Linked DNA regions of Homo sapiens: region 2 is linked to region 1. Evidence: read pairs that join two places in POLR2A ChIA-PET (ENCODE). Cell type or tissue: K562. All regions are shown on one strand.

Region 1 (2,500 bases):
TCCGACGCGAGAGTGGGGAGAGAGTGAAGGGCAGTGTGGTGGTCCCCAACCCCGGAAAGAAACACACAGAGCCCGAGTCCGACTGGGGCAGGCGGGCTTTATTCCGGGTGCTGGAGAGCTGTGGGCCCCACTCCTCCCCCAGAATGCCACCGGGTTGAGGGGCTGAGCCTCAGCAGGGGTGAGCGCTCAGAGCAGGAAGGGGATGATGGGCATGCGCAGGGGCGGGTAGTCCCGGAACTCCTTCAGGTAGCTGCGGTGCTTGCCCTTGGCCCAGATGGTCATCTGGGTGAAGCCCACCAGGGAGAACAGGGCCACTGCAGGAAAGAACGGGCGTCAGGGAGGGGCTGCCGGCCCGGAGGGGCAGGGCCCCGCCGAGGGAGGGCGGCAGGCTCACCTGGGAGACACTGCGTCATGATGGCGAAACCGATCCAGGACCCCACCTGTGGGCAGGGGCGGAGAGTGAGCGTGGGCAGCCTCGCAACCCGTGTATGTGGCTGTCCTGGACTCAGCCAGCCACCTCCCGCCGCCCCTGCTTTCTGAGTCAGGGATGGGAACCCAATTCCAGCGGAGGCGGGGCTGTATACGGCGGAAGCCCAGCGGCACACGCCTCCCCGCCACCACAGCAGAGAGGCCGCGGTCTCCACCTCCCAATGCTCGCAGTGCAGGCGGCAAAAGCAGCTGCCCAGCCAGGCGCCCCATCCTAGGGGCTGGTCCCTCCACATGGGACCCCAAGTCCCAGGGCAGAGAGGGGTAAGGCAGCCCCTCACCTCGTAGGTGTAGTTGGGGCAGGACACCAGCAGGAAGAGCCACGTGAAGGGGTTCTTGGTGGGGTATGGGATCTTCCGCGTCTTGGACCCTGGCAGGCAGGACAGAAGGAGAAAGTCAGACCCCCTCACCCAGCCCAGCTGTCCCCCTGCCCCCAGCAGGCACTCACCAGCGGGCCGCAGGTCCCGCAGGGCCATGTGGATGGAGAAGTTGCCGAGCTGGCAGATCTGTCAGAGAAGCAGGATCAGCCTAGGGCCGCCCAGACTCCCCCGACCCCGTCCCCACACCCAGCCTCCTTACCACAAAGATGGCGAGCGCCAGTTTCACCTGCTGAGCTCCGTAGGCTGAAGAGGAAGCAGGGAGGGGAGCCCATGAGGGGAGGACCCGCTGGGTGGGGACCGTGGGGGAGGGAAGGATGGTCTGAGGCCACTTACTAGGGGGAGTGTAGAGAGGGTGATTGATGTAATAGGCCATCCACGCGGCGAAGCCCCAGTAGTAGGTGCAGTTCTGAAAGGGAGCAGGGCAGGGATGGGACTTGGGCCAGCACCGGACAAGGCAGATGCTGCCCATGTCTCATCCCGAGGGGCCTGGGAGCATGGTGGGAAAGGACAGGAGGGGCCTTGGGGCGGGGCTGGGGAGGATAGGCGGGGCCAAGGGGTGAGGCTAGGGCAGGGCTCTGTGAGGGCGTGGTGGACAGGAGGGGCCTAGGGGTGAAACTGGGGCGGGGCTCTGCAGGGGCGGGGCTGGGGGGATAGGCGGTGCCTAGGGGTGGGACTAGGGTGGATAGGCAGGCCTAGGGGCCCGACGGGGGCGGGGCTGGGGAGGACGGGCGGGGTCTAGAGGCTCTGCGAGGGCGGGGCTGGGGAGGTTAGGCGGGGCCTAGGGGTAGGGCTCTGCTGGGGCGTAGTGGCAGACAGGAAGGGCCTTGGGGTGGGGCTCGGTGGGGGCGGGGCGGGGTGGGGCAGAAAGGCGGGGCTTAGGGGTGAGGCGGGGACGGGCTCTCACCTTGAAGATGTTGCGCAAAGGCATAGTGCCATGGGAGAAGCGGTGCACGAAGAGCGTCTCCAGCAGGCGCTTGATGTAGTGGAATGAGTGACAGATGCAGGCGAGGCTGGTCGGGGGGAGCAGGCTCAGCTGGGGCTGGTCCGGCAGGTCTTCTGCCTTCCCCTACCCTCCTCCCACCTGCCCCACTTACTGCACCACTGTATGCCGACTGGACGTAAAGTCATATTTGTGGCCATAGATGAAGGGCACTCGGAAGTAGAAGAGCAGGTAGATGAAAAGGGGCCCCGCGTACTCTGTTAGGAAGACCTGAGAGTAGAGGGGGGCAAGATGAGTCACCCAACGTGGCTGACGGGAAAAGAGGCCGTGGGTAGGGTCAGGACTCACCGTCACCCAGCTGATCTGGGCCCCCAGGTCCCGGAAGTACAGTGTGGCCGTGGTGCCCACGGGCAGCTTCTGCAGAACATCCTCATCCTTCAGGGACTTGCCCTCTGCAGAGAGGCGGGCCAGGGCTCAGGGGCTACCCGGGCCTTCTCCCACTGCCACCCAGGAGCCCAGGGGGCGGGCCGAGTGGACAGCTGTACTCACTGGGGTCCAGGCGGAGGGACTGGCGGGCGGGGTACCACTGCGGATCTGCGGGGAGAACAGGGCAGTTACAGCCCACAGCCTGGCAGGGCTCAGCCGGTCCGCTGCCCAGCCACTGTGCCAGCTTCTCAGGGTTCCCAGGGTGCAA
Region 2 (2,500 bases), 96 kb before region 1:
AGTGAACCCAGATCCTGCCATTGCACTCCAGCATGGATGACAGAGCAAGACTCCGTCTCAAAAAGAAAAGATAGTTTCTTGTTTCATTTCGCGACTGCCCTCTCAGTGTTTCCTGGGATCCCCTCCCAAATAAAGTACTTATATTCTCGTCTCATTGTCTGCTTCCTGGAGAACCCCACCAAAGTCAATGAAGAAAGCGAAAAACCAAGATAACCATTACCTAAACTGATTTGTCTCGGAAAGCCAGGACAGACCATGGGGGAAAGAGCACAACTCCTGACACATAGTAGCTGCTCAATAAATCTTTGCTGAATGAATGACCCAATTGCTTCTTTGTGTTCCAGACATTAATGAATGTACACCACCCTATAGTGTATATTGTGGATTTAACGCTGTGTGTTACAATGTCGAAGGAAGTTTCTACTGTCAATGTGTCCCAGGATATAGACTGCATTCTGGGAATGAACAATTCAGTAATTCCAATGAGAACACCTGTCAGGGTAAGAACATTTTTGTCCTCCTGCCTTCCTTCCTCTGTTGTTGTTTTTTTGTTTGTTTGTTTTGTTTTGTTTTGTTTTGAGACAGAGTCTCGCTCTGTAGCCCAGGCTGGAGTGCAGTGGCTGAAACCTCCGCCTCCCGGGCTCAAGCGATTCTCCTGTCTCAGCCTCCCAAGTAGCTGAGATTACAGACGTGCACCACGACGCCCAGCTAATTTTTCTTGATCCACGCTCCTCATCCTCCCAAAGTGCTGGGACTTTTTACAGGCGGCAGTCCTTCCTCATTTTTTATTGAATCTAACATCAGAAAAGACGTATTTGTTGTGGGACCAGGATGTGGTTTTTATTTTCTGCAGGGAACTACAAGGAAAGAAGGAAGTTCAAGTTGAGGGAAATAAGGGGGTGAGAAAGGGAACTATAGTTTGGAGATGGAGGATGTGACAAGGTGGTGATTGAGACCACATTCTTTGAATTGCAAGGAAGAGAAACTCACTCAGGCTAACAGGCCAAAAAATGGGTTTATGAAAACGATGCGTAGCCATGCCCTGCAAGGACAGGAATGCAGCTGGGCTTCTGGAATTAACTAAAACTGGGAACTCAACACCCCCAGGGTGCATCTCCTAGTCCCTGTCTCTAATCATCTTTGGATCTGCTCCTTCCTTCTCTTTCACTGCAGGCTGGCTTTCTCTGCTTCCTAGACCACAGGACAGAAAATATGACCACCGGCTGGGAGGGGTGGCTCACGCCTGTAATCCCAATACTTTGGGAGGCCAAGGCGGGTAGATCACTCGAGACCGGGAGTTCAAGACCAGCATGGCCAACATGGCGAAACCCCATTTCTACTAAAAATACAAAAATTAGCTGGGTGTGGTGGCGGGTGCCTGTAATCCCAGCTTCTCAGGAGGGTGAAGCACAAGAATTGCTTGATCCTGGGAAGCAGAGGTGGCAGTGAGACAAGATCCCGCCACTGCACCCCAGCCTGGGTGACAGAGTGAAACTCTGTCTCAAAAAAAAAAAAAAAAAAAAAAGGAAATATGACCACCAACCCGCTCCAGATCTTACCATTTTTTTTGCCCCAACCAACCAAAGAGAGATCAGTTGACTCTCTCTCTGAGACCCCATTGCAAATTCTTTGGGAATGAATACATTGGCCCAGTTTGAGCCCCATGTGCACCCGTGGATCCGTGTCCAGGGAGAGATACTGTGTCATGTAAACATGACCACTCCCATGGAAAACATGGATGGGAAAGTCTATATGAGAAAAGAGATGAGACTTGGTAGACCACCCATGAGGTATTGACTACCGTAGGGATAATAAGAGAGAAACTTTTTTTTTTTTTAAGAGATGGGGTCTCACTCTGTCACCCAGGCTGGAGTACAGTGGCACAATCATTGCACACTGCAGCCTTGAACTTCCAGGCTCAATCCTCCCACCTCAGCCTCCTGAGTGGCTGAGATTATAGGTATGAGCCACCATACCTGGCTAATTTATTCATTTTTTGTAGAGATGGGGTTCTCACTATGTCGCCCAGGCTGATCTCAAACTCCTGGTCTCAAGCGATCCTTCTGCCTTGGCCTCCCAAAGTGCTGGGATTATAGGCATAAGCCACAGCACTCAGCCATAAATCTGTCTTTTACTAAGCAATGCGCACCTCTATTGACAGTGTAGAAGCAGACTGTGATTCTACCTGGGTTCTGATGTTAATCTCTTAAACTTGTCTTATTTTACAAAAAAGGAAAATGCCTTTGGTTGTTTTCCTAATGTTAAGAGGTCTGCACCGTCCTTTTATAAAGACTGAGCCCATTTGGGGTTCGTTATTACCAAGGCTGGCAGCTCTAAGCAACAGACACCCCCACCCAATGATAAAGTGTGCAGCTTTGGTTCAAAAGGGCAGTTTTCTACAATAAATACGGTTTCCTATAACAAACATATTCTAGACTCAGGGTTGTAAGTCAAAGTTCTTGAACTCTTAAGATAAAATGTTCAGTATTAAAACAAAGCT

The links. ChIA-PET counts read pairs that join two places held together with the same protein. Peaks named below come from ENCODE experiments on the same cell type or tissue, not always from the same donor. Only the 100,000 strongest peaks of a DNase experiment are listed, where the experiment ranks them.
Region 2: POLR2A ChIA-PET joins it to region 1 with 5 read pairs; 6 of 35 experiments call an interaction of 5 or more read pairs at or near these places.

The regions. Positions count from the first base shown.
Region 1 is chr19:14,563,558-14,566,057 of GRCh38, reverse strand. TECR (trans-2,3-enoyl-CoA reductase) reads right to left here. Exons shown (of 13, transcript NM_138501.6): 4 at 2,356-2,400; 5 at 2,155-2,258; 6 at 1,961-2,076; 7 at 1,771-1,876; 8 at 1,200-1,272; 9 at 1,066-1,109; 10 at 935-992; 11 at 768-856; 12 at 395-440; 13 at 78-314. The coding sequence ends at 187. Among named protein-coding and RNA genes, the nearest start is that of NDUFB7, 7.3 kb to the left of the region's middle. RefSeq lists enhancers at 1-791, 2,408-2,500 and a silencer at 1,369-1,518. In K562, no CTCF peak of the experiment used is centred here; DNase peaks (open chromatin) are centred at 1,148 and 1,557.
Region 2 is chr19:14,659,963-14,662,462 of GRCh38, reverse strand. ADGRE3 (adhesion G protein-coupled receptor E3) reads left to right here. Exons shown (of 16, transcript NM_032571.5): 4 at 345-500. Among named protein-coding and RNA genes, the nearest start is that of ADGRE3, 14 kb to the left of the region's middle. In K562, no CTCF peak of the experiment used is centred here; no DNase peak of the experiment used is centred here; H3K27me3 peaks cover 749 bases.